Regions from separate parts of the Mus musculus genome. Here all the other regions are linked to region 4. A link is a loop called in an ENCODE intact Hi-C map of the cell type or tissue named here. Cell type or tissue: left cerebral cortex. All regions are shown on one strand. Each heading gives the region's core, and the rest is flanking DNA. Links, peaks and the distances in the headings are about the cores only.

Region 1 (4,527 bases), core at 242-4,241, 1.1 Mb before region 4:
AATAGGAAGTCTTCAAAAAAGAAGGTCTCTGATGGAATGTCCATCCACCTAGGAGGAAGGGCAGGGAGATGCTTGCGAGTGGGTTGCCTTTTGAAGCTGTCCACATGGTACCCTCAGAGATGGCTTCCATCCCAGCTTTCGAGTCCTGACCCACCGAAGATCATATCACAGCAGTTTTCCTGCCTCTGTAATGACCCTCCGGAATGGCTTCAATGTGCTCTCCATGTGTGGAAGCAATTATGTTCAAAAGATGTCCTAGTACAGGGTGGATTTGGAAAGCCAGAGGGGCTGAGAGGATGGAACCACCAATGCCATTTGTGCAGAGAAGAGCAGAGTTGAGCCACTGTGAAATGCACTTCCTGTGCTCCATTGGTGTCCTACCTGGTTCTTTGATCTGCCCTCTCTCTAAACAGTTTTAGACTCCCTAACTGGCTATGTTTGAAAGGTGAGCCTGCATCTTTCTTTTAATATATTTTTATTGGTGGATCTTACGGTACAAAAGCAGTGGGTTTCAAAGTTACATTTATGTGTGTTTTTTATTTATTTACTGATTGGGGGAAGGAGCATGGGGCATGACATGACAGAAGTCCAGACAACTTGCTGGAGTTGGTTCTTTCCTTCTACTGTTTGTGGTTCCTGATATCAGATTCATGTCTTCTGGCTTTTACCTGCTCAGCTATATCCCTAGCCTGTTTGTTTCTTTTTAAAGTTGCAACCTCTTTTCCCTAAACATTTATCATTTTTTAACAGGTACATAGCTAGGTTCTCAGGATGTCCACTATACTTTATATATATATATATATATATATATATATATATAACTTTACTCTGTGAACCACACTGGGAACTTCTGGAAGAGTAATATGTACCATACCCTTGATTGCTCTTCCATCTCTCCAGCTCTTAAAACAGTCTTTGGCTGAGCAACTTACTGACTGTGGGAAGAGAGACGACTAAATAGTTAGAACAACAAAACAGCAGCCAACACTTTCCACCTTTTACTGTGAACTGTTTCAAACACATTACCTTAGCTGTTCAATTAGTGTTTACCTCAGCATGCAGTAGGCACCACCTCTAATTTTCCAAAGTTTGAAAATGAGTGAGGAATTCTGAAATTCAGAATGATAATTAAACTTCATGGCTCACCTATCTACTAAATCGCCAACCTGGGCTTCAGCCTTGGCTATAGGCTAACTGAAACTTGTAGCATGTCTTCTATCCTCCGTACTGCTGGGTAAAGGCTGAGACTCTCAGTATTGATGGAACCTTCCTCTGGAAGGTTCTGGAAGGTTCCTCTGGAAGGTTCCAGGGGAGCTGATATCCAATTCTTGAGAAGTGGAGATCTCTCAGGCAAAGTAGAAAGGGCTATATTCTGCCAAATAAGAGTTTCCCATGAGAGGACATGCCAGAGTCAGCAGGTGTGTGAAGAGGATTTCTTGGGAAAACCACAGCAACTCTGGAGCCAGAGGTACAAAATGCTATGGTGCTGAGGAGGAAAGTGAGGTCAGTAGGAGCCCAACTGCTATAGAATCTTTTGTTCCAAGTTAGAGAATGTGGACTCTACCCTAAGACCTGTGAGGATCTTCTAATGGCTTCCTTGATTGACATGTAGTTTACTACAGTCTTGTGTATATACTTTCTGATGACTCTGTGTGAAAGGTGACCATTCCAAGGAAGCAGCTGCTTCTTTCCCATGGTTCTGCCTCCACATATCGTGTCTGAAACCTGCACACACTGGGTTTTGGTTATTAATGACATTCACTCATGCACAATGTATTCCATACTATCTCTGGCACACCTATTGTCTTTCATAAGTGAGCTAGGTACTAGGATGACAAAGAGGAAGTGACGTACATGGGTGTGATCACCAGAGCAGGATTTATTGGTAGAAACAGTACATATCTAATCCGAGTTAAAAGCAGCAGGGAAGATGCTGTGTAATGGGTGTATTTGACGGGAAGAGGATGTATGGTCCAAGAGGTAACAAGTGCTGATAGCTAAGAACAGGCGCTAAAGTCACCCTCCTCTGGGTTCAAATCCCAGCTTTGCCCTACATTTGCTATGTGACACCAGGCCAGTTACTGAGTTGCTCTGAGTCTCAGCATCATCATGTAATAACTGCACATCATAACATTAACCACCTCATAAGGTTGCTACGAAGATAAATTGAGTGAACATTTTGAAGTTACTAAGTCCAATATAAAAACAGGAGCCCTGAAGTGACAATGTTCCCCAGTAGATGTCACTGCTACATAGCAAGTTAGGTGAGATAATATCTGTGTTCAGGGCGACCACTTAACCACCCCTTCTGAAAATTGGTGCATAAATGGCTTTACTCTCAAAATACAAAACCCAAAAGAGGGTTTGCAGGCTGGGAGCTGTGCAACAGTGAGGACAGACCCAAATGTAGGGCAGAGACCCATCACTTCATCAGATTTTCATGAATGTTCCAAGCTTTCTCTATATTGGTTCTCTTGTAGAACACATTTTTCTCTAGGATTCTAAGAAAGCATGGATTGAATTCCATCAGCCATGCCAGAGAGCACAAATCTTTCATGAGGAGGTCTGTGGATAATGACTGGTTGAGCTTCCAAAGGTGCTAACATGGAGAGGTAGGAGAAGGTAGCAGGCACAGAACCTTGAGAGGTAGCAGCAGGTGACTTTGGAGAGGGGCGACTTTGTGACAGCTAAGGTTGACGTTATTGCTTTCTGTTCTATGAGCCAGGAAAGGTCAAAATGAATTTGTTCAGAGTTTCCTCATGTCCTGTAGAACTCAGCACAGCTGGGGATGAGATTTCTTTCTTGTTCTCTATTCTGACATGGCCAGACTTCAAGGTAAAGTTGATGGGCTAAAAGCAGAGAGGTCACCACACACTCCTTTCCTTAGACTTGCATAGAACATTTCCTGTGGGCTTGGTTTTTGTGTTGCATGAAAGGATACAGAGCTGAATAATTCATGCCTAGTTTCTTCCAGCTGTTTACAGTCCAGGCTTTAGTGGGAGAGACAGGCATGTCCTACTGTGGAGGCAATGGAACATTTTACACAGTATTTTAAAAATGCTAACAGAGTTTTGAAGAAGAAGTTGAGATAACATATGGTCTTTGTTTTGCAGGATGAGTAGGAGTCTGTACTTTTTAGAAAAGGGAAACACTCTGGGTAGAAATATCATCACATATGCATCTTAATGGAAGAACAAGGAGTGGTTGCTCTGAGCTGAAGGTCTGGATGCTTGGCTAAGAGATGAGATCTGCCTTGAGCTTCAACAAGGTATACAGTGGCACTGAGAAAGACTGGCGCTCTTATCCACAGAATCAGAAAGTGTTTCAGTCTTGCAATTACCTTTCCACATTGTGGAATCAATTCGTTCTATAACTTCTACTTCCTAGATTGGTATTTAATGCTAAGTTTGCTCTGCACAAGCTTGGTCTGAGAGGGTAGAGGAAAGTCCTGTTCTTTTTCTTATAATACTTAAAATAAATGTGTGGTGGTCTCCCCTATTAGTTCTCTGCTGATACCACAAGACCAACAGGATGTCCTAGGGCTCAACTCAGTTCTGACACTTAATACCTGAAGTTAGCATAGAACCAACTTGTAGAGGGCTCAGTTTGCATTTCCAAGGTCCCATGTTTTTGTTGCCTTTTCTACTGATTGGGACACTGCCCTCCCTGTTCCAGTGAATTGCAGTAATGGGACACAGAACTCTGGGGAACAGTATCTTTATGTCTACCAGTTCCTTATGAGTGATGTCATCAAAACTACAAATGAATAGGAGCATAAAGCAAGGTTAGAAAGGGCCTGGGGTAGGGTAGCTGTCCTGTCTTTGCTTGGGGTGTGCTACTCTATTGGAAGATTTCATTAACCCAGAACCTCAGATGTCTTGCTAGGGCTTTCAGGAATCTCTATTGCATAGTTATCAATGTGTGTTGGTGATTAGCCCAATGATTTTCCTCTGAGGGGCTCAAAGTTCCTATGACTATAGTGTGTAGTTGATTCCTTTGGTGACCAGGCTCTTTCCTGCAATGTGGGGCTTCTTTTCTTTCTTTCTTTCTCTCTCTCTTTCCTTCCTTCCTTCCTTCCTTCTTTCTTTCTTTCTTTCTTTCTTTCTTTCTTTCTTTCTTTCTTTCTTTCTTTCTTTCTTTCTTTCTTTCTTTCTTTCTTTCTTTCTTTCTTTCTTTCTTTCTTTCTCTCTTTCCTTCTTTCTTTACTTCCTTCCTTCCTTCTCTCTCTTTTCCTTCCTTCCTTCCTTCCTTCCTTCCTTCCTTCCTTCCTTCCTTCCTTCCTTCCTTCTCTCTCTCTCCCTCCCTCCCTCCCTCCCTCTCTCTCTCTCTTTCTTTTTCTTTCTTTCTTTCTTTCTTTCTTTCTTTCTTTCTTTCTTTCTTTCTTTCTTTCTTTCTTTCTTTCTTTCTTTCTTTCTTTCTTTTTCTTTTCCAGCCACTGGGCATCTCTTTAACTCACCTTTCAGTAGGTCTGTTTGAAAGGGACTTCTTTATAAAGAGTAAAAGATTCTGCTCTTACCCTGTCACTGG
Region 2 (4,527 bases), core at 212-4,211, 100 kb before region 4:
TTTAGAATTTACAGAGCGCTTTTATCTATACCACCAGATGATGTGTTGAAGGTGCTGTCTACTCAAAAAAAAAAAAAAAAAAAAGAACTGATTTTTGCCTTCGGCAAGGTTCTGATTTTTTATTTTGTTCTCTCCCCCCCCACCCTCTTTTGTGTATTTGTGTGTGTGTGTGGGGGGGGATGCACACAAGAGGTTAAAGGAAGACATCCATTGTCTTCTTCTGTCATTCTCTGCCTTGTTACCTTGAGTGAGGGTCTCCTACTGAACCAGAAGCTTGTGGTTTTGGCAAGATTGGCTGGTCAAGGAGCTCCTAGGGGGTACATATCTCTACCTTTTAATGTTGGGGTTATAGGCCCTTGTGGCCATGTCTGGCTTTTATGTGGGTGCAAGATGTTGGAACCCAGGTCCCTACACTTGCACAGCAAATACTCTTACCTACAGAGCTTACTCCCCAGTCCCAAGTTCCCAGTTTTTAAATACTAAAATCCATAAACCATAGATAATATTCAATGAAGTTGCTAATGGCATGGCATGCCTTAAAAGGTGCAGTGATGCTTCAGAAACTGGAGCAGTGGCTTACAAAGCAGGATAGATAACTAGGGTTGGTTTCATAGGGAGGTGGCTGGTGGAGGGTAAGGATGAGCAGGGTCAGGTAAACAAAGAGAACAGAAAGAAGAGGTGGTAGTCAGTACCCGGGAGATGGGGACATAGAACTTACTGGGCAAGGGAAAGGAATGGCTACAAGGAGACAGACCTGCCAACTATGTTGGTTTGAATAGTGATGGAGTAGGACAGTGTAAGTTAGGTTCATGTTATGGAGAGGAGACTATAAAGTGGGTAATTTATTCATTCTCAGAAAACCCTATGCATTGAGTATTGCTGGCCCCATGTTTCACAAAATATGTCTGATGGCGAACACACCCTGTCTGTCTAAAGCAGAACTTCTCGAATGCCACGTGGGATTCTCAGGTTGGGGATGGAGAACCTTCTCAGACTTGAGAAAGACAAAATATAAGTGAAAGGCAGTAGCCAATACAATTGTTCACCTCATCAAAATCATCTGTTTATAGAGGTGCTTGTAGAATTAACCGACAAGGCAAGGTGGGACAGCCCTAGCTCTAGTCATCTCCTGGGGTCTGCATTCTCCCTATTGAGGCCCAGTGGTGGGAGCCTCGGTCTAGCGACACTGGGTTTTCTGTTGCTGCGGCCAGCATCAGAGGCGTTGTCTTTGTCTCTATAATTTATTACGTTTTCAGATTACCAAGCACAATTCATTTGCCAGAGAAAGAAAATAGTTCTGTGTAGTTTCCATTTAGAGGAACTACATTCCTGACGAACAAAAGTGTTGACTTTCTTCATGTGACCACTTGAGAGCTTGAGCTGGTAGCCAGGGCCTCTTTGGAACTGCTCATTCTATTGCCATGAGCCCTTTAGGGAGAAGCCAACCCCATCCCCATGGTACTCTGAACTATAGTTTATACTTTTTTGCTTTTACTGGACAATTTGTACACTAATAATTATCTGAGCCAAGTATGTATGACAGATTTTTTTTCTATGTAAGATTATGCTGTCTGGAAATCCGCTAATACCAACACAGCGTTGATGGACAATAAACATCCCCTCTACACAAGCTCTGACCCAGGTCTGAAGGGTCATTTTTAAGGACTTCTTTTTTTTTCTTCTGAGGGGATGACAGGCATTGCAAATTTCAGAGGAAACCTGTCTGGAAGTGTCAGAAGAAGAGCTATAAGTATATTTTCCTTCCAGTCTTCCTGAAACTACAAAGAAGACAGTGTGGGGGGAAAACGTCTTTACCTAGTCAGTGTAGGGAGAAACTAAATTCAAATTCTGCGTCTATCTTCTTATATCAAAGCCAATGTTTTGAGAAATGGCTTGCCAATAAGTGCAGAAACCACGCATAGATTTCCCTCCCACCATTCACCCTCCTCCTGAAGTTTACACAGGTTTTCACACTCTTAATTAACCACATCAAATAATTTGTTTCCTAGGCAGGGCTAGCAGGGCGATGTCTTTTTATTTGGGTGATGAATGACGAACGATGATTCAGCAGGAGATGATTCCAGTGAGGAGACGGAGGGCTGCAAAGCCCTTGCCAAACGCCGTGCTTGCTGTTTGTTTGCACTTTGGAAGGGCTAAGGTAGTTAAGGAGACCATTAATGAGACCGTCTGCTGCTCTGGACACTGGAAGAAGACGTCTAGAGCAGGGGTTGGGGACCTCGGGAGACTGGGGAGATGGTGATAGGGTGCAAAGGCTCCTTGCAAAACTGCTCATGGGACACGGTGTGTACAGTCCTCTGGACACTCAATGCAGGGGGACAACTAACTCCCTTTGGTCTTTTTCTTTATAAAGTCCCAACCAGAGTCCAGCAGATTATCAAGAAAAGGCCAAAATGCAAAGCCCTTGTACCTGACACATACTGTGTCTTGTGTGTATTAAGACAGTTTGATATGGCCTTGTTTTACAGTTATTTTCTAAGGTTACTTGAAATGGATCTTCCTTCGTCTGAGTAGCACTGGAGGCCTTCTTATGTTCTTATTGATCTTCACCCCAGAAATAGTCTCTTAGGGAAGTGCTGATCACCCCTCATTTTAAAGATGGCTCTGTTGAGGCTTGGAAGAGGTGGTTGGTACCTGATTCCAGAAATTCTTGTCTTTGACTCCCTGCTCTTGTGGGTGCTGGTGCTTTTAATCCACTGTTCTGATCTGTGATCTGATATGTTAGAAATACCAATGGCCATGTGATGTCAATTAATGGTTCTTCCTTCTGAATGTGAGACCACATGGTATAAGGAGGATTTATTAATCCCTAGTGTAAGTCTGGTCTCTGCCAGATGGTGCTGGTTGAGTCGACCTGGATGCAGGATAAACAGATCAAACTGTTTTGTAAGAATCTAGGACTTCTTTACTTTAAAAAAAAATTAAAATGTGAAATTGAAGATCATAAGGCAAATAGTTGTAACATTTGTATTCATATTTTTACAAAATTATTTTTATTTTATGTGTATAATGTATGTGGGTACACACACTTGTGCTATGGTACCTGTGTGGAAGTAAAGCGACAAACTTTGTGGCTTTCCTTTCATGTTTACATGGGCTTCAGAAATCAAATGCAGATCTTTAGACTTACTCCGTAAGAATTTTATCTGCTGACCTATTTCTCTGGTTCCTCATATTCATTTTTTTCTTAAAGGCATATTCATACCTAGGGATTTGGATGATATCTGAAAGGGTTGAAATTTAGGAGTACAGGTTCTATTTGCTGTTTTTGAAATTCCCTTTACATTTATTTTTATTTCGGTGTATGTGTGTGCATTTGCTTGTCTGTATATGCACCACATGCATGCAGAGCCTGAGGGTATCAGATCCCTTGGAGCTGAGTGGTTAGGAGCTCATCATTTTGGATGTTAGGAACTAAACCTGAGTCCTCCGGAAGAGCTGCAAGTGCTGTTAGCCACCGAGCCATCTCTCTTGCCCCCAATTTATAGCTACTGCTGTTGCTGCTGCTGCTGTTGCTGCTGGTGCTGTTGCTGCTGCCTCTTCCTCCTCCTCCTCCTCCTCCTCCTCCTCCTCCTCCTCCTCCTCCTCCTCCTCCTCCTCCTCCTCCTCCTCAAGACAGGGTTTCTTTTTAGCCCTGTCTTCTCACCTGGAACTTGCTCTTTTAACAAGGCTGGCCTTGAACTTATAAAGATTTGTCTGCCTCTGCCTCTCAAGTGCTGGTATTATAGGCATGTGACACTGCTACCTGGCAAATTATAGGTTCTTAAGGGATACTGGTACTGGTACTAAACCAGTCTTGGTGGTCCTACCACTGTCTGTGCACACTTGCTGATGCTCTTTGGATAGTGTCTAACAATAGATCATCCAAGTGTATGGATGATGTAGCTCAGTAACAGAGTGTCCACCTAATGAATTTGAGGCCCTGGGTTTGATGTCTAGCACCACCTTAAACACACACACACACACACACACACACACACAGACAGACAGAGAGAGAGAGAGACAGAGAGACAGAGAGACAGAGACAGAGACAGACAGAGACAGACAGAGACAGACAGAGAAAGATAATACTTTTTTATCTTTAAAGAAGTCTTCAAGATTATTAATTAACAGAAACAACCATTAAGCTATTATATACACCAGACAAGCTGTTCTAGTCATGATCAACTGAGTCTGTGCCTGGAAGTTTTCCCATCAGTCTGAGGTCTCCCTTTGGACCTAGCAGAGAACAGGTCCATTGCTTTTCTCTGCAAAAGCCACTCAAGAGTTTGCAGACCATTATTTTTAGTATTTCTTCTTCTTTTCCTTAGGCTGAACACTCCATATTCCTCGTGTTTCTCTGTGCTGTTCATGCTTCATTCTCGATTTGTAATTCTGCAGACATTTATAGAGTGCCTACTGTGTGTGAGCTTGGCATTTTAAATCTATGCCCTTTTTCTTGCAAGATGAATCACAACCCAAGGAGAAGGGAATGGTTAGTTGATAGCATTGGTTTTCTTTCTGTTCTCA
Region 3 (4,527 bases), core at 333-4,332, 890 kb before region 4:
GGTGGCTGGAGACCAGGACTGAATGCTACATGTATGACGCCATCATTAGTCAAAACTGTGCAAGACAAGAATGTCCCTTGGATTAGCCCAATCAAAGAGTGCTGTGTAGATGCTAGTCTTTCTTGTTCCCTATGTCACACTCATATTTTAATTATTTGTCCTGGTTGATTTCTTAATCCCTTGACCTTCCCCTGGTTTTCTTTTCCTTTCTTCTAGGGAGAGGGAGAAATTCCTTTTTATATTTTATTCTAAGTGCTCCATGATTTCAGGAGTGCTACTTCACCTCCTCCTCAGTGGGCATCTGGATGGGATCAAGTAAGTTATTCCCGACTGCAGAGGATATGATCTGTGACAAGCTATCCCAGGGATACAAGTTCTAGACGATTTTCTCTTTCATCTCTCCTCCCCAGTATGGTAAGAGAACATGTTTGACAATAAGCATAGAAACTCTTCCTTCACCCAGGTGGCTCAAAGAGGAGGAGAAAGGCATTCATATCAACTGTCACTGAAAAAAAACAGCCTATACATTGTGACATGCTATAAAATCATAGACAAAGATGGTGTTGGCTTTGACTAGGGACCTTGGGTTGAATATCAAAGCATTTGGGATAAATCTTACAAGATGAGTATATAAGGAGACAAATAAAGAACAAGCTAGAAAGAACTGACAGTATAGAATCAATTTTTTTTATCCATAGGTATAGAAAATTAACAAATGTAGATTATTTGAGAGCAGATAGAGAGAGGAGGTCAGAAGAGAGAAGAGATGGTATAAAAATGAAGATTAATGTGAAGATGGGCTAAGATAGTCACTATTTTCTTGGCTGGGAAGCTTGAAGTTTAAACATTTACTCATTCTTTGCCCAATAATGATTATAATGGTGGTAAGTATAATGTTCAGAAAGGTTATTAAATACCACATACTTTGTGAAGTAATATAATTTTCTTAACAATCTATGCAGGTCACTGAAAACTGGCCAGTAGGTGTTCCAAGTGAAATTGAAATAAAAATAAAACAAACCAGCTAGTTGTTGGAAATCTGGAAGAAGGAAATGGTGTGAGGCAAAAGCCAAAAGCTGTTGGTAGCTGGGTCATCATTAAAACTATAACGTGGGCTCTTAAGTCAAACAGAGTGTGACACTATTGAAGGATATTAGAGGGGAGACTGCAAAGGAAGAAACTGGGGGTTCCTTGTAGTTGCCTGTAAGAAAGACTCAAACTTGAATGAAGCACCCAAACCAAGGTGAGAAAATAACTCCAAAATCTAGCTGTTTTAAGTGCAAAGTTTGCAGAGAAACTCATTAAGTATACACATGTACATAACACACACACACACACACACACACACACACACACACACACATCCTTACTTGATGATGAACTGAAAAATTTTAGAACAAATGTAAGTCCAGCAAGCTTACAGATGCCTAGCCTGACAATGTCCTTTCTGGAAAGCAAGACTGGTGCTCTAAAAAATACTCCTAAATCCCACATTTGAAGAAAATATTCCTCACCCACGAGTGGATATGTGGTGGTGTGTGAAGGTGGCATAGCCAAAACGACTGCATGTGTAAACTGACTCTACCTGAACAAACACAGTTTCCCACCTAAATGGATAGATTGCCTATTAGAAGGTACCTGATCTTCTGCGCCTCCGTTTTCTCATCGATAAGTGAGAGAAAATTATACCAATTTCATCAGGCCATAGGTGAGGATGTGATGAGATAATTGCATTTAAAACACTTAATCTGGTACATAGTGTAGGCTCAATAAATAATAGCTATTATGATTATGCTGGGGCGATATGCAAAGAGAGCCGCCACTGCCTGACTTTTCATTAACCACGCAACACTGGGGAGTTTTTGGCAGCAACCACAAAGCAGTTTGTTGGCACACAACCTTTCAATTATCTGCACTACTGATCCCCTCCATTAGCATGGATAAGAGAAAGTGTGCAGCAAAGATAAGCCAGGGGGAGGGAAAAAGAACCAGTCTAGCCATAGATCTATATAATTCCCTATTAGGATTTAGGAGCCATTCTCATGGCTTCAGATTTACATCTTCAAAGAGAGGGGCTCACATTCTTTACATGAGTTCCATACCTCGTCTACTTGACTACAGTGGATATTAACTCTTCCCGGTTGTTTCTGTCCTGTTACATAACACATTTCTGCTTAAGAAGATATACCCAAGGGCTTTTTCTTCTGTAGGCTGCAGTATTTTCGCTCTGGCTTTATTTTCGATGCTGTTTCTCTGGCTAGCAAGGTTAAGAATTATTTAGGTTATTTGAGAATCGTTGGAATGATAATAAAAGTCACACCTTATTTGACACTGAAGTCTTATTGTGAAATACAGAGGCAGCTTTTATTGTATCTCATTTATTTATTTATTTAACAAGACTGTAGAGATTTCCCTTAGAAGTGTTATAAATTAGAAGTGGGATAAATTTATTGGTTTTCTTTTTGGCCACTGGAGGGCTCTCATATTTTTCCACTAATGAAATGGAAACCTTGAACATGGCTAAAACACTAGAAATCAAAGATTAAAGTTTAAAAAGAAGGATCTTCTAGTCTGTGCCCCCCAAAGTACGTGAGATAGAAATTTGGGAGCAGGTGAGTTTAAGGCTTCAGAGTAGAAATGTTGCCTTTTGAGACAGATGCTAAGTCACTGGAGAGGACTCATTCAGAGAGAGGATGACTGCACCCACTTCTTTTATGCTATCAATTTTCTGTTACCTTTACTGTTCTCAGTTGCTCATCTCCCAGCTTTATGTCCTTGAAATGGTGTTCCTACAACAAAATGCTTGGCTCCCAATATTTTTGGAAACATTTCTTTTCACTTATCAATGCCCTTTCTGCCTTCACTCCAGAGTCTCCCCCTATGATGATTTTCCTGATCACTATACTGTGGCTATTCTGTGTCCCATAAATCCTTTTACTCCATTAACTGCAACAGAGACACAGTCATACTCTCAGGCATGGACATATACACTCATACACAGAAACACACACACACACACACACAGAGAGAGAGAGAGAGAGAGAGAGAGAGAGAGAGAGAGAGAGAGAGAGAGGGAGAGAGAGAGAGAGAGAGAGAGAGAGAGAGAGAGAGAGAGAGAGAGAGAGAGAGAGAGAGAGAGATGTGCTGGAATTAGTGTTTCTGTAAGAACTCAGGGAAACCATGAAGTGTTGGGCACTTGCATTGAGATTTCACATGTCTTTATAATAATCAGATTTATAGACAAAAGTACAGTCATGGACAGTGACTCTATCTCTGATTTCAGTTGTTCTGGATACCTATATGAATTATACAAAAAAAACCCATATTACCTAATATGACTCACTGTAATCTAGGGTCAAAGATTACATCCTGAATGATGGCAGGGTTCTGGATTGAGAGGCACATCCACCCTAGAGCTGCTGATGGATACGGAGACAAGTGTCCATCAGTCATAGGAGAGGAAAAAAGCACCGCCTTTATTTAGGATAGCTTAGTATTCCCAATGTGGTTCCTATCCAGACCATGAGGCCTGCTACTCCCTCCCCAGAGTGTTTCCCTCTGCAGAACACTAGCTGTTTTTCTCCAGGTTCCTAATCATCAGACTAACTTTATGGATTTGTTGTTGTTGTTGTCCTTTGTTTTTAACCACCTTGCCTCTTTGCTTGAATTCTCATCTCCAACCCTGGTCTTGTTCTTTATTTCAATCTCCCTTTTCTTTTGACATATATAGGAAAACCTACCCTCTCTTACTGTCTCCATTTGTGACTGATTAAAGATTACAGTGAGAATATTGGATTTCTGACGATGGAAGCTTCCCAACATTTCATGCAAAGACAGATGACTTAACATCATTTAGAAAAGTGAATTCTTGTCCTGGGAATGTGCTCGTCTATTCCCTGGCGAGGCCCAATACTATTTGTACATTTTCTGTCATTCTGGGAAGCCATACTGTCTTGTATATCTATGTACCTTGGGCCTTTATCATGCTATTGTTTGGGTTCACAATGCCCTCCAAAAATTCAAGCATAGACTATCTTAGACCCTGGTCCCATGGTGTTCAGAGATGAATGGAATCTACAAACCCCAACCTTACCTATGCATTAATTTTTTGATTATTTATACATGAGTGAACTACTGAGAGGTAATGAAACCGAAGAAGGTGAGAGCTAGTTGGAGGAGGTAGGAGAATATTTGTTCCTACCTGTCTCTGTCTCCTCTCCTCTCCTCTCCTCTCCTCTCCTCTCCTCTCCTCTCCTCTCCTCTCCTCTCCTCTCCTCTCCTCTCCTCTCCTCTCCTCTCCTCTCCTCTCCTCTCCTCTTCTCTCTCTCTCTCTCTCTCCCTCTCTCGCTTCCTGGCTTCTATAAAGTAAGCAACCCCCTCCACCACAGGTTCCTGGTGCCATAGTTTTCTGCTCTGCCATAGCCCCAAAACATGTACAGCCAATCAACTCTGAACTTAACCCTCTGATACCATGAGCCAAAATAAAAATCTTTCTTCTTTTAACTTGATTTCCCCAGGCATTTCATC
Region 4 (4,527 bases), core at 200-4,199:
AGACCTGAGGGAAGAGAAGCCCGAATGTACACGTCTGTTCTCTTGGCTGTTAGAACTTGGTGGTGGGGTTGAGAAACGTATCATGCCCTAGCAAGAACCAGGCAATGCTCTGGGCATCTTATGGAGACTTTAATCCACAAAACCTTTTCAGTTTAAGGCAAGAGACCATCAAGAAACCCCTCCTGCTTTCAGTAGTGAGCTGGTGTAGAAGGTGCTGTTGTAGAAAGAAGCCTTCCTCTCCATGGGGTGTGCAGTATCCTCCAGCCACTGGCTCCACACTTCCCATGCTTCTTATGTATAACTAAGTAGGGATGCTTTCCCACGTCATGAGTTCCCATGTGCAGTCCAGGCCTTACACACCCTACCCTGGCCCTCTCCCGGGCCTCATTCCCTTTCCTCAGATGTCTTAAATACATGGATCTGAAGGCAGAGGCAGTATGAAGTCATGCCCCAACCCCCCGACTTCTGCAGCTTTTCTTGGGACAAAGGGGGTTTCCCGAGCCGCCATACAAGCTTTAGCTATTAAGATCTATAAGTCCGTCACTCAGACAGCCGGCACCCATCCAGAAATGCAGGCGCCTGTTGCCCAGTGCATTCACTTTCTCTCTGCCAGCTGGCCCGGGGAGACTCGGTGTGCCAAGCAGGGAACGTGTGAATAGGATCCATCCATGCCCGCACATCCCCTGAGAAGTACAAGCCCTGTGACCAGAAGGGCCGAAAGCTAGCCCAGAGAAAAGAAGAACTTGCTGTGTCTCTAAAGAAAAATCCCTAAACAGAAATGCTCAAAATAGTAAAACCATCCCAAGAGTGTCCTGTGTTTTTGTTGTCATCCCCTGCCTTAGAAACTTCACCCACAGCTCCACGTGCTGTGGCTCTGAGCCAAGTGGGAAGAAATGACTGCACTTTCCAGGTCCTGGCTAGAGCGCCCTTTGAAAAATCAGTGCGGCCTTGATACCTTAAGAAACACTCCATAAAGATGCTTGCACTGAAATCCTTAAAGATCTTACTGTCTCGTTGCTGGAAGGAAGTTTACAAGTCCCTTTCTGATATCATATGCTGTTTATGCATACCTGATTGCTAATAAGCCAAGAAAAATATTGGAAGGATTGAAAGATATCTTGTCTTCACACCAAGTGGTATCACTTTAGGAGGCTTTTGACCCTGAACGAAGCCCTGTGTGATTCTAAGGGGACAATACTGAGTATCAGAGTGAGTCCCAGATTTATAGATTCTGTGCACTGGAACCCTCTGAAGAGGCCATTCTAGGCCAGCAGCCAGGAAGATTCCCGCTTGGTCCTCTAAGGTCTGAGTTCCGTCAGTACTGGGCTCTCTGGAGCCTATCCATCAACCGTTGTCTGGCAGCTGCCTGTAATGCTGGATTGTGAAACTGGGGGAATCAAATGGTTAATCATTTCCATTTACTTGATAGACGACTCTTTAAAATAACTCACCCAGACAGCTTTTCCATCAAAGACGGAAGAGGCTTGAGCACTTCGGGGGAAGAGCGCCTATAAGTACAACCCCAAGCTTCAGGCTACTAAGGAATGGAAGATGTGGGTCCCGACACTGTTTAGAAGAATCAGTTCATAGCACAGTCATTTTCCAGCTGGAGAAGTGTCCACCGGTTTGTGGATGGTTATGCCTGTAAGGAAATGACAGAACCTGAAAGGTCGGGGTGGAGGAGTAAGGGGTTGGGAAGGGGGGAGGTGTTCTACAAAGCTTAAAGCAGTTTGGTGTACTCTTAGGCCTCGGGGGAACCCTTCACAGATACCAGTCCTGTGCTTGGGTGACTCTCCCTCACACAGAGAGCCATTGCCTTAATGTCAGCATAGCATTGCTTGTTTAGAATGGCCACATATGAAAGGCAGATCTGAGTTTTGGGAAATGGGCACTGGAAGAGACGGGAGAGCAAACGTGTTCTCTCTGTACAACTTACAACCGGAGGGTGGGGCACGTGTCAGGAACCAGCTGTGGCAGGACACAGATGCCTAAGACGCCATAGTTCTACATCCTACTTGGCTGCTGTGCACAAGAGCGCTGAAAAGACCCGAAGAGGTGCATAATACATGATCCGGGAGATCATGGGAGATCACCATGTCACCACTGGCTTCCAGGAGCTCTCGATCTTGGTGGCAGGAGCCTGCCTTGTTTTAGCCAAGTTTCTGTACCTTTATAATCTGTAAGTGTGCTAGCAGAGCGTGTGCTTTCTGTCATCAGGTGACACAATTCAATGTGCACAAAGGGTCCCAGCGGATGAATGGTTTCACTTTCTAGAAGTACAAGGGCAGGTTACTTCTTTCTCCACTGGCTTCAGAGCTCTGCCTGGCTTGGGCTTGGCACCTTCTTCTGCCTTGGTACCTTGAAACCATGAAGAGACTTCCTCAAGCCTTCCCTAAGTCTTATGTCCCTTCTCCAACCATCTCTTTATCTTGCTCAGCTGAGCGAGTCTCAAGCTTCACTCCATAGCCTGAAACAATGCCTTCTGCTAATATGCCCTCCTCCCTGTCTGCCCACATTTGGGAATCTCAAATCGGAGTAGATCCCAATTCCCCAGCTCCATGGAGATGTTGGTAGCTATGGGACCCTTCTTTAAACAAGTCCTCGGTGGGGAGAGAGTGCCCTCTAGTGGGCATCAGCCAGGAGCGACTCTGGAGCTGTGTTGCTCAGCCAAGGACAAAACAATCCTTTGCACAGACCTCCCACTGGCTCTCTTGAATGTGCCTTTGGGTTTGGTTTGTTTTTCTCCTTGTGTGAAGAAAATAAATAAAGAATGAACAGCAGGAGGCCAGTTGTGAGGGCTGCTCCAATCAGGCTGTGACAGTCTCCTTATCGCTGGAGTTTTAGCACCGGATTAACCCTAGGGCAAGTGATAGCAGCTGATGTGACTTCAGGTGTTTTCTGAAGGCTGTGACAACCTCTGTATAAATCACTTACCTGTCGTGACTGGTCTCTGTCGTGATTGGAATGGGAGGCAGTGATTTGTGAGTAGGAAACCCCTTTAAGAATTATTAGCTAACAAGGATAAATATCTTGGTGTTATGTACAGCCAGTGGGGCTGTTGGGACCCTGTATGACCAGCATGCACAGGCAAGGGGACTCTTAAAGCTCAGTTTCAGGGAAAGCTGTTGGGCAGGAGAGGGAAAGGAAGGAGGGAGGGGGTGCTGGGCACCCATCAGGGAGGCGGGAACCTGATCATATGTGATGGCTGCAGGATTAGGTAACAGCTCGGCTGGTTGAAATTGGATCTTGGAGGACGAGTGTTAACATCTCTGGTGTCCCAGTGAAAGGTTCATTTGAGTCTTGCATGGTGCTAGAGAGATAAAAAGGAGCTTTTAAATAAGCATTTTGTATCCAGCTCACCAGAGTACTGACTTCAAGCCATAAATAGGAAGTGTCACTTCTGTTAGCCGTATCGCTTATTTCTTTAAAGCTGGCGGCATTTTTTTTTTAACTGACTAGCTGAACAATTTCCGGGTCAGTGAATCCAAATACCTCAGTTTGTTTGTTTTGTTGTTGTTGTTGTTGTACTAGTATCTTGAAATCTTGTCCTGGGAAGAAATACAGACCTGCAAGATTCTCTGCCTTTTTCAAACACACACGTGCACCCCAAGACCATCAGAGCAATCACCTCCTATGTACTATAGCACAACAAAGTGCTCCCCTATTTGTGCCTACTTCTTGCACATTGTCCAGTGTAGTTTACTTTCATGAGTAGAGTATAATTGAAATGGTGCAATGTGTGTGTGGACGGAGGACGGTTCTTCTGGGTTTCTTCTTCTTCTTCTTCTTCTTCTTCTTCTTCTTCTTCTTCTTCTTCTTCTTCTTCTTCTTCTTCTTCTTCTTCTTCTTTTCATTCTCTTATTTTCAAATCTCTGGTAGAACCTTTCTTTACATGTCTGTAAAGCAATTGTGATGAGTCTTGGCAAACCCAATCTCCTCTGAATGAGTATTCAATTAGAGCATTTACCATGTAAAAATTAAGCTCCTTTATTGTTGCCCACCCCACTTCTACCTGGGTAAATCTTTACCCACCCAGGAATCAGTGCATCCCAATGCACTGTCCGTGGAAACTTGCAGTCTGGGTAGGCAAGGACTGTTATACAATAGGCCACTACTGTCCTCTGCATTGCTCCTGCAGCACCCTGAGGGAGTTCCCTGCCTTATTGAAAATATCAAAAAAAAAAAAATCAAGGATAAGCACACTCTTCATTAGGTTGAGGAGAGTTGATAAAGAGGAACTTGGTTGTTTAAAAGCACCGAGGCACAGGCCTGACTGAAACCCAGAGAGGTAGAAAGAAAGAAATATCAGCCATATGGGAACCAGCAGTATGAACCTGTTCATGGTCACTTGCCTGAGTACCAGTCAGTCTATCTTTCTTCTTCCTCACAATTGCTTTTGCTGCATCTGGGAGTTTAGGAGGCCATCTTTGGCACCTGCTCTGTCGGAGGAGAGGAATACCTGACATTGCTTTGGGCAGGCATTGCCTGGGCGGGCAGCCGCCTACTGATGGGTAACATGTTCTTTTT
Region 5 (4,527 bases), core at 336-4,335, 1.2 Mb before region 4:
AAGGGTCATGGGGGTCACCTAAGACCATTGGAAAACAGATATTTACATTAGGATTCATAATGGTAACAAAATTACAGTTATGAAGTAGCAATGAAATTGTATTAAAGGGGCACAGCATTGGGAAGGTTGAGAACCGCTGCTCTAACATCTTCTTTCTCTCCTTTTCCTACATGTTCTTGTTTACACATGCAGAATTGCTTGCTCCTCCCTAGATAGGCCAACACCTTTGTTATCGTGAGTCTTTTCCCTCCACCAAGAGTGCCCAGTGCTTTCTTTTCCACTCAGTGGGCATGCACTCAGTAAGACACTAGTGTGGTTTTCATTTGCCTGGTCCTCCAGTAAAATTTTTTTTTCTTTTGCTTAGCCTCCAACAAAGCTGACATCCTATGTCTACGAGTTCCCCTGGATTTGACTAAGTTCATAGCTCTTTGCATATTCCTGTCTCAGTCTTCTGTTGAATTTTTCTCCCAGATATTAATTCTGTAGAAAGCCAAGACCACCCTAGAGGCCCCCTAGCAATTAGATTAACACTTGGCAAGTGAATGTTTGTTGATTTATTTGAAAAATGTTGTTTTTCTAAAATCAAAAAGTATATACAGACAGAATGAAAAAATGTTTAAAAAATCCCAAAATCATAGAATGTTTAAAAAGTAGAAACTCCTGACCATCCCTGTCCATTGTAACTGTGTGTTTATAGATGTGTACACACATGTGTGTGTGTGTGTATTTTTTTAAAACAAAAGTGGCTCAAAATACACATTATATTTATTCCCTCAAGTCACCAATGAAGCAGTCATCTTTCCATGTCCATACTTAGAGATGTGCATCATTCTTTATATAGTTTTAAATTTTAAATTAATAAGGCATGAAAAGGGGCTGGGCAGCGGTAGAAGGGACTTTCTCAGCATGTGTGCTCCTGGGTGCCCTGGGCTCAATCCCAACACTGTAGGAATAAGTTGATTCAATTCTCCAGAGTCCAAACTGGTCAAGATATCAAAGGTTGGGAATAGCTGGAGAGACCTCAACAAAGATGAGTCTGGAGTCTGGCAGAGAGAGAGATGGTAGACATTTTGAATTTTGCAGAGGGGAGTAGAAATGGGTGAGGTAGCCTTCATAAGGCAGATGGTCTGTCTTAGAATGTTCCAGAAGGCAGTGAGCTAGAAGGTGCAATAGAACGAGGACTGAAAGGGACATTAAATGCCTGAGAAGTTTGTTTTCACCAGATGCTGATGGTGGTAGTAGGGATGGGTGGCTGGGTGACAATGACTTGGGTACCTGTCTGGTGGCATTTGGGATGCAGTGTGGACCCAGGAGGAAGAGATTGGTGGCTGGAGTCTCTGCTATTTCTCTATAGAAGGGAAGGAAGAGACACTTTTTTTTTGTTGTTGTTGGACACCAACTTGGATATCTCCCATGACTACGTTGATGGCTCCTTCCACCAGCCAAATGAGAAGGTCACTGTCAGCCATGATGTGACAACACAATGGAATCTCAGATCACTGTGCATGTGGCCTGATGCCAGTGGGTTTCAATTTGAGGTTGCATCTGGTTATTTGAAGCTAGGATTTCTTTTCCCCAATAGGGACAGCTGTGTAAAAGGGAGGAGAGAGGGAGGCATTGGTAAGGAAGTGGCTGAGATGTGTGGTAAACGTCTAACTAGAAGCCTGGAAAGGGAGACCAGAGTAGACTCTGCTTCTGGAGAGATTCATGGTGGGAACTCAATGAACTCTGCCTTTAATGGTCTCCTATTAGCCTTTTATCACTTGGCCTGGCACTTGTGAGATCAATTTTGAATTTAGATTTATTGAGGAAATTGACAGAATATGTCATAATATAGGCTTCAAAAATATTTACGCTACAAAGTATCCTGAAGTCTCTCTCTCTCTGCATACATACATACATACATATATATATATACATATATAAATATATATATATATACACACACACAGACACACACATACACTCAATTTTATAAATGAAACTTCCCATGACACAGCAGTCCATTGGCAAGTGTGTTCAGCTAAAGGCATCCTCACAGTCACTGGAGTAAACCTGCCTTGGGGAAAGGATGATGGATACTCAGTCTGAAGAGGAAATGCATGGGATCGTCCTCCTTCCAGGCCATCTAAAGCTCGAGGGTCACTTCCGCCGAAACTTCTTTTGTTTGACTTCACCTGCATGTGAGCCTCGTGCCTCTAGAGGGCACTGTTTACTTTGGAATGAAGTTCCTAAGTTTCAATCGCCTTTCCCTCTGGGATCTACTGTTTTTGCTGTATAGTAGTCATACTTTGTTTTCTCTCAGGAGGGTTTTTCTCCCTTTTGTGCCTGTGTATTTGTGTGGCTTGTGCGTATGTGTGTCCTTTAAAAGTGAATGCAGTACTTCTGAACATGGCAGATAATTACTCTGACCAGAGCCTGTCATTGTCTAGGCAGGCCTTTTGAAAGCTCTTCCTCCCAGTCCCCACCCCTTATATTCTCTCACCACCCTTTAGTCTGACCCATGATGCACCTCCCCCAACCCCAATTATTTCAGTCTGGGGGTCACCGTCACAGCTCAGCCAATGCATCTCAATCCTGCCTCACAGCCGCCTGGCCTAGTCCAGCCCGGGGCTCCCACTCAGGGCAACTGAGGCTTGATTTATGACACCCCTTTCCTCTGGTCCTGGACTCTCCTGGGGCGAAACTGCTGATCATGCCACATTTTCAAATTGGTTCTGCACTGCAAACCAATGTCATGAGGGACATAATTGGGTCCTGAAGCCCATTTTCGACAGTGACCTCCCTCGTTCTGGAGCTGACCTCTGCTCTCTGGACATGAAGACAACCTGATTGTCCTTTTTTAGGTTGCAACGGGGAGAGGGGGTGGTATATGGGTGCTGCTTCTCTGTTGCCTCTGCCTGAGATGATCTGTTGTCTTTCTGTCTGTCTGTCTGTCTGTCTGTCTGTCTCTTTCTCTCTCAAGTCATTACGTGCAGTGATACACAGTACTGGGCATTCTAGCACTTGGCATGAGGGTGCCCCGGCACATTCCTCTTCTCTTTCCACTTGCCAGAAAGGCCACACTGCGTTTGCACACATGGGGAACGGGAAAATGAGTGTCAATAAATGGTGGGAAGAGACTTGGTCCATGATGGATGTGGGTGTTGAGGAGCAGGGAGGGGTACTTTTTGGTGAGGCAAAGGGAGCTAGTGTAGTGTCTCAAGGAGGACAGAGAGCAATGGCCACCTTTCCAGGAGTGGGCCTCCTAATTGGGAGGGTATCCTCTGGGTACCTCATTGTGGAAGCGACAGACTTGGTTTCTGTGACCTCTTGAATGCTACCCCACCCCCTCTCTTTCCATCTTCAGTGCTCTCCTTTTCCTGATATCTTGGTCCATTTTATCGGGAAGACATCCCATCAGCATATGATGCTGCTGTTTAGAAGGAACAAGAGATACTGGACAGGGGAACGCCTGGGGCTCATCCTATGGCAGAAGTGATGTGACAACTGAACCTATCATCTAGCTGGGTTTTTTTTTTTATTATTATTACTTGCTCTGGGAACAACTTATAGTGCATTATTGTGTTTGTTTGTGAGGGTAGTGTTGATAATATAATGACAATGTTTCATAAATATGAAAATTAATTAACAGAGCAGCTATTCTTCTACCTATAGAGTTATTGAATGGCAGAACAATTTAATAGGAACTCTCAGCCTCCCATATCACATTTAACTTTATATTTTAAAACTTGTGTGACTTATTGATTATATATATACATATATATGTGTGTGTGTGTGTATCCAGTATTTTATGTATATTCTTAAAATTCTTTACAGTAACTCTGCCATGTATCTAACACTCCCATTTATATAGACCAAGATCTAGTCTGTATAATATCTAAAGCTGGCAAAGTGATTGACTTGAAAGAACAATGTCCTAACTTTGGTCCACCAGAACACAGGTTGAAATGGCCTGGGCATAATTGCTTAGTTGTGACAGTCTATTGCCAGGGAGAGAAAGACAGATATTTCCCATGCCTATGGGGGAGATTATGCCACCACCCCCCCACACACATAGAAGTAGATAGCACTTGAGAAAGGACAGCTGAGTCTGTCTTATGGCCTCCAAATGTACATGCATGCATACATGTACACGTGTATGCAACTAAATGCAACTGTACATACTCACACCAACATTAAAGGGCTTTATATGAATAAGCTAGGTGTTTTAGGTTTCAGAGTTTAAGTTAGTTACATTTATTATGGGGTCCTCAGAGGTGCCAACCATATCCTAGGATATTTAGAGCTTAAACTGAATGCCTGGGGGGAAAGCTGCATTTACCCAAAAGCATTACTCTGTAGTAGTAGACTGGCAGAAATAACAAGGGGGAAGTTATAGGAAATTAACACCTGGAGGATTCTTTCTTCTTCTTCTTCTTCTTCTTCTTCTTCTTCTTCTTCTTCTTCTTCTTCTTCTTCTTCTTCTTCTTCTTCTTCTTCTTCTTTTTTTGAGAAAAGATTTGAGCCTGTAGCTCTTGATGATCT
Region 6 (4,527 bases), core at 215-4,214, 220 kb before region 4:
ATGTCTTGGGGATTAAATACAATAACTCAAGTAAATTACTTTGTGCATAGTAGGCATTCAATAAATGTCAGTTTCCTTCTTCTCCCTGTTATTAATGCTTATTAGACTATATTAAAAACTAGAACCAGACTGTGATAATGCAATCCCTTATTAAGTGTTTAAGCCAAATAACCAACTTCCCTCAGGGGGAAGAGAAATGTTGAATTCGGTTTTTTTGGTAAACTTATTTATTAGTATTTTTCTCGAGTTTTATTCCTCAAAGTCCACACTTCAGCTACTGTTTATGCCACAAAAATGACAATTTATATTCTCTTTGCTGGCATAGAGTTGAGGATTTGCAAATTATCCACTACCTAGACTTTGATCTATTATTCATTATCTTAGCAGCCCGATTTTATTTACTAACTACGTCATATAACAAAGTTTTGCTTTCAACAGTTTCCCTGAGGTCTAAGGATTTCAGAGAATCAAGTTTACTACCGCAGCGTCACCGCGTAGACGAACGAGGGGTGGGGCGGAGGGATCCACACCGTCTGTGTGCTTTCGTGTTAATTTTACAGTCTTGCGTTTAAGTGGAGCCACGTTTCCCTCAAGGACGGAGCCTAAGAGAAGCAGACAAGAGCTGAAGCTAAGGTCTCTCTGCGCCTTTAAGAACTGGAGACTGGGTCATAGCTCCGCCTCCTTCCCGGCCCACCTCTGAACTCTGATTGACAAGACTCCCGGGCTAGGAGGAGCTGAAGGAGGCCGAGGAGGAGACGCTGGGTGGAAAGTAGGGGGAGGAGGAGCCCACTTTCAGGACTAGCCAATCATAGAAGGGGGCGGGGCTCAAGAGCCCTCCTCCCTCCTCTGACCCCCGCCTCCTGGCCTCTCCGCTCCCTCCCCCCTTCCCTCGGCCCCCTCCCCTCTCCTCCTTCTCCTCCTCCTCCTCCTTCTCCTCCTCCTCCTCCTTCTCCTCCTCCACCTCCTCCTCCTCCTTCTCCTCCTCCTCCTCCTCCTCCTCTCAGGCTGTGGTTTTTCTGTATATGTTTCTGGAGTCCTGAGCCTGGGCTAAACAAAAGCAGGAGGCTGACGGGGCTGCTGGAGTTTGCAGAGACACGGAGGAGGAAAGAGCTTGGGCTTTGCCTGCCGCCACGGCTGGGGGTGATCTGGCTTCTGCTACAGCCCACCCCCTTTGAGATCACTCTGGCCCGGAGTGGGGGTGGGGGGCAGCGGGGGGTGGGGGGGAAAGTTTGCATTGCAATCCCCCTGCCTTCCTCTCCTTTCTCCCGATCAATGCATATTTGCAAAAGGATTAAGCCACAGATTTAAGCGCCGGGAGCCCATTTCTGCCTTGCAAAGGAGATCGGACTGAAAAACCCAAAGGCGGCTCTGATTTCTTTTCGCCAAGTGGGAAGGTGGTTTATTTTTCTTGCTTTTTTGGAGTCAACACCCTTCCCCACCAGCCCTTATCCCCACCCTCACCCCGCAACCCCTTCACGCCCCCCTCCCCCTCCCCATCCTCCCACCATCCTCTAAAGAGGCAAAGAGATTTTTTTTTTCCCCTTTTGGTCTTCTTCTTCTTTTTTTAAAACCCTGGTCCCTGTTTATCCTGAAAAGGATTTGAAGACAGCTTGAAGGATAAAAAGCCTCGGTGCTTCCCAGGCGCCGATCCGAGGAGCCGAAGAGGAAGAGCCGGGGCTGCCGGAGCCTTCAGAGATGGACGAGCAGCCGAGGCTGATGCATTCCCACGCTGGGGTCGGGATGGCCGGACACCCCGGCCTGTCCCAGCACTTGCAGGATGGGGCCGGAGGGACCGAGGGGGAGGGCGGGAGGAAGCAGGACATCGGGGACATTTTACAGCAAATTATGACCATCACAGACCAGAGTTTGGATGAAGCGCAGGCCAGGTGAGATGGAGGCTTTTCTTTGCCTTTCTTGTTTTTTTTTTTTTCCCTCCCTCTCGCAGGGGGAAACAATGGGAACCGAATCACCACAGCGCTTTCTTCTAAAATGTTGTTTCTTTTCTCATTTTGACAAACAACTCTATGGCGGAGGAGTAAAATTTAAAGAAGCGTTGTTATCGAAAGTGTGATCGCCCGTGCTGAGATATGGCTGTGTGTAGATAGATGTTGTGCGAGTGTGTCTGTTAGAGGTATTTGTATGAATGCACAAAAACACGCAGCCACGCCGAAAATACTGCCAACTAATCCGAAAGCGGCCCTCGGCACTTTTTTACAGCTTTAAAAAAGTGTATGAAGGAGGCAGAATTGTCAAGTTCCGAGCCGCATTCCATGCCTTCGGTAGTTGAGGGACTTCGGAACATGACAAAATAAAAAAAAATGTCCCAAGAACACTTTATTTGCAGATCCCGCTGACTCCTAAGCTAATTCAGCAAGTTTGATTTTTTTTTCTTCTTCACTTACCCTTCCGTAATAATAATAATAATAATAATAATAATTATTTGGTCTTTTTTTCCTCACTCCCCACTCAAAATAAACAAACAAACAAACACAAAAAGCAAGGTAGCTCTGTGTTAGTAGATGTCAGATACTAAGAAAATACCTTGCCATCACTCCATTCTGTTTTTAGAAAAAGGAAATGGGAAGAAAGGAAAGACAATTTTGCTTTTGAGGGCTGTTTGTTAGTTTTAAGAGACTCCGATTTTTAGTTTAACTTTATTGTCTCTTATTTGACTTGCTGTTCTCACAGGACAGAGGCGCCTATGTGTGGTCCTTTATAAAGGGGTGGGAACAAATACCAACCATATTTTCTACCCCATGCCTCTTCCAGGATCACTAAGAGTACTCCTAAATTGAAATGGAAACTGGTGGCTTCATTTGTATTTCAGTAGGGCAGGGTATGAAGAAACATAATTATGAAACTGGGACTTCCTTAACTGAACCACCACCAGGTATACATAGTTCTCCACTTTAGGATTTTTTACAGCAAGTCCTCTTTCAAAATGAAAACACAGGTTAAGTGGCAAAGCCACTAACAGCTTGCCCAAGGCCCAACTCAGTTAGGAAGGATTTAAAAAAAAAAAATCTAATGGCCACATATGTCCACACAATTGCTCAGCTCTGTTAAATCTCTGAGTACTTTTTTATTTTGCTTTGGAATTCTTTTAAACATATTACAGAGTGACTAAACCTTATGTGACTTAGTTATATGGTTAACAAGTAATGTGGATTTTATGTAAGAGAAACACAGCCTTGAGAAAGTAAGAGGAAGCAGCTAAGAGCACGCATGCTATGAATTACATTCATTTTAGCTGCGAACACATGGAACATGTAAACTGAAATGCTAAGGCTTAGGATGCCTGAAAAACTCGAGACTGTTAAGGACCCCCCCCCAACTATTTTCATGCTTTTAATGGGGGGGGGGAGATTTTTTGAAAAATTAATTGGTCCTCTTTTCCAATGTTATTATCTGAAGAAAAGCTAATGGGTATGACAAACGAGAGGCTCCCCACTGGCAACTCTCTCTTGAATTGGAACAGATTCCTCCATAACATTGTTCCAGAAAAATACACTCAGACACCACTGATCAACTGGCTTGATCACAAGTTCTTGAAGTGGAAGAGGCCAGTGAACGTGGGTCCTCACTACTTTTCTGCTCTCTCTTTTTTGTGAAACTGACGACAAACTCTTCTCAGCGGGTATCCCCTTTAATGGCCTAGATGCTGAGAAAGATCAGATGCAGTTTGGGGATGGGGAAAAATCCAGTTGTCTCTCTCTAACCCCATTTGTGTAGCGTGGGGAGGCAAAGCTTCTAGATGAGCTGCCAATTCTTTGCATTTGGGCCTGTGTGTGAAAAAAAAAAAAAAAAAAAAAGACTAGTGGGAAGTATTTTTAAAGACCCAGAAAAGATCTTAAATACATTGAACATTCTGTTTTTTAACCCCTTCTGAGAACTAGGTTGCTAACCCCCCACCTTTTTTTTTTCTTGAAAAAATGTAACTACTTAGACTATTAAGCTCTTTTTCTTTCTTACTAGTTCTACATTTGAAGTGCATATTTGTTAATTCAGAAAGTAAGCCATAACTATTTTAGATGCTGTGTGTATGTACGGTTTGAATTTCGAGTTTACTATTCCCCTGTTACAATTGTACAGAGCATGTTTGTGATGCGATCCCTGCCTCTCTGGAGGATGTGGGGTTTTGTTTTTGTTTTTTTTTGTTTTTTTGTTTTTTTTTGTTTTGTTTTGTTTTGTTTTTTCTTTTGGTTTGTTTTGTTTTTTAACTTTAAAACTGATTGAAAAAGAATTGAATGTGTTTTGAGTGCCCGGGGGTTTCTGCTTATCTTTACACATACATTTAGTTAGTAAACAGAATTCCCTTAGCTAGTAGCTGATAACATCAGTATTTTGTTTCCAAAACAATATCATTCTGCTAAGTGAGTCTATAGTAAACTAGAAGGAAGGGCATTGTTCTGTCCCTCAAGTGCATTCCCAGTACAAACATGCACAACCACAGGTAAATCACTAATCTAAAAGGCAAAATTGTATTTATTTTTTCCCCAGTGGGTGCAAGGTCCTAATTGTAAATAA
Region 7 (4,527 bases), core at 138-4,137, 270 kb after region 4:
TAAAAGTTAATCAATCAGCTAACTTGTTTTCAAAATAGCTCAGTTTTTAACGAGCTCAACTTTTTCTCCCTTGTCTGACAATCTAGGAACTTCATATGCAAATCTGATCAAGTCTCCTCCCAGATCCTTCAGTGGCTTCTCTCTGCTTTGACGTTCTTAGGATAAGACTCAGCACACCATCTGGCTTGCGTGGTTTTTCTTGGGTCCTCACCAACTTCCCACTAGCACATCGCTGGATCCTTCATCCGCCAGTGTTCCACTCTCCTCCAGGTTGCCGGACTCACAGAGCCACCTCTTCCCCAAGCTAACCCCCCACTCCTCCCCATACACATATTCAGCTCACACACACACACACACACACACACACACACACACACACACACACCACAAACACATTCACACAGTCTTAGTCTACTTAACTTCCATATGCCCGGAGCCCCAGTCAACTGTCATCAGAGCTGTCTCCCGCCTCTGAGTTCTGATCATGGTTTGTCATCATACATTCATTAGGGTGATGGTTTAATTAATATCCGCCTCCCCCTCTGGGCTACAGGCCCCCCAAGGAGTAGGAAACACACAGCCTTCTAATGGCAGCAGGCTTAGCTCAGTGCCTGGAAGAGGCTTTAGAATAAAAAAGATATGATAGAGGGGTAATGGGAAAGCCATGGAACTAAAATACAACACCAGATGTGGTAGAAACAACGGATTGCTGAGGGATATTTGATATAGCGAGACACATTTTCAGAATACTCTTTTTCTTGTTTGTGTGAAGTTCTTAAAGGATGCTCTCGATTCAAATCAGAAACATTTTCCTGGGACAGACAGAAATGTTTTAGGTCTCGGGGACCATAGCACTTCTGTCAGATAGGGGCAGGCAGAAAATATGACAGGATTTGGAGACCAGAGTATTTTGGTCTTAGCTGCTTAATATCATTGTCATGGCATATTGTAGAAGCTAGATACAGTACAGAAATAAACCTGACCGTGTTCCAGTCAAACCAGGGTTTCTAATGTTCCTTACTGTTGATATCTGAGCCGAGTATTTTCTTTTCTTTGTTTTCCAAAGGATTTATTTATTTTATGTACATGAGTATACTGTCTCTGTCTTCAGACACACTGGAAGAAGACATCAGATCCCATGGTTGTGAGCTACCATGTGGTTGCTGGGAATTCAACTCAAGACATCTGGAAGAGCAGACAGTATGCTTTTAACCACTGAGCCACCTCTCCAGGTACCCCCTTTTAAAGATTTATTCATTTATTATTTATTCATTTTATGTATAAGTTCTCTATCTGCATGTATACCTACATGCCAAAAGAGAGCATCAGATCACATTTTAGATGGTTGTGAGCAACCATGTGTTTGCTGAGAATTGAACTCAGGACCTCTGGAAGAGCCTCAGTACTCTTGACCACTGAGCATTCCAACCTCTTCTCCTCTTCATATTTTCTTGTTTCAGGGCTGTTTTGCATATGGCTTCCGAAGCAGCACCCGCGGACTTGGCCCACTCAATGCCAATAGTGTCCTACCTATTTCATTATTGACAAATGTGTGTCAGAGTGCCCCCAGACATTGCCAAAAGCTCCTTGGAGATAAAGACATGGAAGCTACAACAAAGTGCAAAAACCTTACAAAAGCCAGTCAATTTCAAGCTGGTTTCAACCATGAGCTAGCTGGGTAGATCCTAGCCTGGGAGAAAAGAAAGAATGAGGGAGACACTTAGTGGTGTTCTATGTCTGTGGAAGCTGCTGATTACCTCTGGTCTCTAGCTTCTGTGGGTGGGGCTTCTTTGGCTACTTCCTATGTCTAAAGCAGGCAAACCTTTGGAATGGAACTGGTACAGTTCTTGGGGAACAGCAGGGGCTGATGGTTTTAGATTATGAAATGACCTTCCTTTAGCAAAGGAGGCTTGAGCCATGCATAATCAATCCCTGGCCTCCGCACATCCTTGTAATCCTGCAATTAACCTGCTCTAAGCAAAGTGTGCAGTGTGAAGCATCGCAACAGATGAAATTAGAAAATAAAATAAAAGCAAATTTGGGTGTTTGTTTGTATAGTAAACATTTCAGCATCCACCACGATGAGCGGTCCACCTGGTCGTGAGCGGAGCCTCGAGCTTCCCAAGTATTTTGTCTCTGCCCTGGGCCTCTCTGCCTCCCCAGCCTGAGGAACCCAGGACCTTGAACCGTAGCTGCTTCTTCCCACTTTGCATCATGTTCCCAGTCTGTGCTTTTTACACAGCCTCCGTTTCTTCCAATAAACCTCAGAAACTGCTCTGCGCACTCATTTCACACTTATAAATGTGGATAGAAACCTAGGCGAGGAGCTGTGTGAGACACAAAAGAGACAGATTTCAATTGTGAGGGCTCCTTCCCTTGCCTGACCTCGGGCAGCTGAGGCCTCTACAGTATGTTAAGATCTGGAAGATGCTCTGAATAATAAAATGAAATAAAATAAAATAAAATAAAATAAAATAAAATAAAATAACTTTTCCAGGCTGGGAGACGACCCAGTTGCTAAAGTGCTTGCCCTAAAGGCATAGGGACCAGAGTTCGATTCTCAGAAGCATACACAGTTGGGCAGAGCAGAGGCATCAGACATGAGGAGTCCCTGGGGCTGGCGAGCTCAGCAGTGTTGGGGAATTGGCAAGCTTAGTGGGAGACCCTGCCTCAAAACTAAGGTGGAGACCAATACAACCATGAAAGTGAAGACCAAAAGCTTCCGAGCCAAAGTCTCTCGTGATCGAGAAAGTGGTGCAGAAAGACGTCCACAGTCACAAAAAAGAGAAGGGGTACATGTCACCCACTTTCTGGCAGCCCAAGGCAGGGCCACTCTGGATGTGGTCCAAATGCCCTTGGCAAGAGTATGTCCAGGAAAAACAAACTCGACCACTATGTCGTCATCCAGTTTCCCCTGACTGCCAAGTCAGCCATGTCAGACAAAGACAATGACACACTTTGTTCGTCATAGGTGCCAAGGCCAATAAGCCCCAGGCTGGGAAGAAATTCTATGTTGGAATAACCAGAATCAATCAGGCTGGCGGGGAGAAGAAGGCACAAGTCCGTCTGACTCCTGATTATGGTCCTCTAGCTATTGCCAACAAATCTGGGAGCACTTAAATGGAGTTCCAGCTCCACTGAAATCCAGTTAAATCCCGCGGATAATTCTTTACTTAAAAAAACAAAGGTTTATTTTAATTATGTGGTGTCCACCTGTTTACACAATTGATCACAGGCACTCACAGAGGCCAGAAGAGGGCACTAGATTCCTGGAGCTGGGGTCACAGGTGGTTGATAGCTGGGGATTGAACTTGGGTCCTCTGTATGAGCAGGATGCAATAGTAACCACTGAAGTTTCTTTCCAGCCCCAAAGATAGACTTGTAGTTAGAGGTGCTAGGGATTGAACCCAGGGCCCCATGCACTGAGCTACACTCCAAACAGCTATTGATCTTAACTACACATTATTCACCATGAAAACAAACAAAACAAGACATCAAAGGGAGTAACTGAGGAAGCTACTGGACATTAACCTCTGACCTACACACACACACACACACACACACACACACACGGAATACATATATACATGACCAAACACATATACACATACACAAAATAGTTTTGCTCTGATAAATAAATGAATAAAAGCATCAATGCAGTTTCTCTTGCTTGGCCCTTTCTCCATGTTAATATTAATGCTGTGTTTTACGCTGGGGAGAAGACAGTGCTGTTTGTCCCAGAGCCGGTAACGCTGGTATGGCAAACTTCAACACAGTGTGGAGTACAGCTTTAATTCTCATTCTTCAAAATTCTGCTCCTCAGATTTTTACCAAAGCTAAAGCAGTCATTTTCCCCGCGCAACTGGCCACGTCTGAAGGCTTGGCATTGAACCTTAGGGAAAACAGACTCAGGGGCCGGCTCTGACCGTGAATACAGGAGACTAGTGCCTTGCCAACACACAGGCCAAAAAAAAAAAGGAGAAAAATACAATCCCTTGTGAGGATGTGGGGGAGATGCACACCTTTTACAACAATTTGTATCACTTTTGATTTAATGTGAGAGAAATGGAATTCTCTAGTAGCCACCCCTGACGTATTTGCATGAGATTCTTGCGCCATCCAGTGGATTTCTTGTGAAATTGCATCAATCGCTTGAGCCTTAAATGTCTCTTAACCACCCTGTGTCAGTCACATTCTACTCCTTTTTGCTATTTGTATTCAACATATTGTATCTATTTGTGTAATTTTGAAATAGTCAACAAAAGTACTTATTACAAAAAAAATACAAAGGAAGTGATTTTTAAAACAAAATAAAAATTTAAATTAGTCAATTAGATAAAGCAAGGCAATCTGTATTTAAGTATGTGAATATCCAGATCTGAGTATCCTAGAACATAAAGTTCCTTGACTCTAATGACAGATAAGCTAGAAAAAGGACAGGCATTAATGCACCAGTTGGGATGGTACCATTCAGAGGTGCTGGCCGAGCCGATAGATACATCATAGTGAGAATGCCAGAAGTCAGAG

Evidence for each region. Peaks named below come from ENCODE experiments on the same cell type or tissue, not always from the same donor. Only the 100,000 strongest peaks of a DNase experiment are listed, where the experiment ranks them.
Region 1: a loop joins it to region 4, with 6 times the contacts of the local background. A loop is called at or near these places in 15 of 42 quality-filtered maps.
Region 2: a loop joins it to region 4, with 4 times the contacts of the local background. A loop is called at or near these places in 12 of 42 quality-filtered maps.
Region 3: it touches region 4 in a loop (2.9-fold over the local background); 2 of 42 quality-filtered maps call a loop at or near these places.
Region 5: a loop joins it to region 4, with 6 times the contacts of the local background. A loop is called at or near these places in 18 of 42 quality-filtered maps.
Region 6: a loop joins it to region 4, with 5 times the contacts of the local background. A loop is called at or near these places in 13 of 42 quality-filtered maps.
Region 7: a loop joins it to region 4, with 4 times the contacts of the local background. A loop is called at or near these places in 13 of 42 quality-filtered maps.

Annotation. Positions count from the first base shown.
Region 1 is chr1:169,345,647-169,350,173 of GRCm38, reverse strand. No RefSeq gene overlaps it. Among named protein-coding and RNA genes, the nearest start is that of Gm34477, 17 kb to the left of the region's middle. In left cerebral cortex, for the core only: a CTCF peak has its summit at 2,241 (motif pointing right); DNase peaks (open chromatin) are centred at 2,250 and 3,068; H3K27ac peaks cover 243 bases.
Region 2 is chr1:168,316,748-168,321,274 of GRCm38, reverse strand. All of the region lies in intron 2 of Pbx1 (pre B cell leukemia homeobox 1), which reads left to right. Among named protein-coding and RNA genes, the nearest start is that of Gm51671, 27 kb to the left of the region's middle. In left cerebral cortex, for the core only: no CTCF peak of the experiment used is centred there; a DNase peak (open chromatin) is centred at 2,015.
Region 3 is chr1:169,101,251-169,105,777 of GRCm38, reverse strand. No RefSeq gene overlaps it. Among named protein-coding and RNA genes, the nearest start is that of Gm39697, 69 kb to the left of the region's middle. In left cerebral cortex, for the core only: a CTCF peak has its summit at 2,471 (motif pointing right); a DNase peak (open chromatin) is centred at 2,517.
Region 4 is chr1:168,212,428-168,216,954 of GRCm38, reverse strand. All of the region lies in intron 2 of Pbx1 (pre B cell leukemia homeobox 1), which reads left to right. Among named protein-coding and RNA genes, the nearest start is that of Gm51671, 130 kb to the left of the region's middle. In left cerebral cortex, for the core only: a CTCF peak has its summit at 2,631 (motif pointing left); DNase peaks (open chromatin) are centred at 611, 861, 2,629 and 3,192; H3K27ac peaks cover 596 bases.
Region 5 is chr1:169,457,249-169,461,775 of GRCm38, reverse strand. No RefSeq gene overlaps it. Among named protein-coding and RNA genes, the nearest start is that of Gm34535, 3.5 kb to the left of the region's middle. In left cerebral cortex, for the core only: a CTCF peak has its summit at 2,195 (motif pointing right); DNase peaks (open chromatin) are centred at 2,210 and 2,573.
Region 6 is chr1:168,428,673-168,433,199 of GRCm38, reverse strand. Pbx1 (pre B cell leukemia homeobox 1) reads left to right here and starts at 1,031. Exons shown (of 9, transcript NM_183355.3): 1 at 1,031-1,886. The coding sequence starts at 1,696. In left cerebral cortex, for the core only: no CTCF peak of the experiment used is centred there; DNase peaks (open chromatin) are centred at 1,671, 2,149, 2,809, 3,607 and 2 more places; H3K4me3 peaks cover 3,736 bases; H3K27ac peaks cover 3,615 bases.
Region 7 is chr1:167,941,724-167,946,250 of GRCm38, reverse strand. No RefSeq gene overlaps it. Among named protein-coding and RNA genes, the nearest start is that of Lmx1a, 250 kb to the right of the region's middle. In left cerebral cortex, for the core only: CTCF peaks have their summits at 3,251 (motif pointing right) and 4,121 (motif pointing left); DNase peaks (open chromatin) are centred at 1,801, 2,180, 2,896, 3,998 and 1 more place; H3K4me3 peaks cover 386 bases.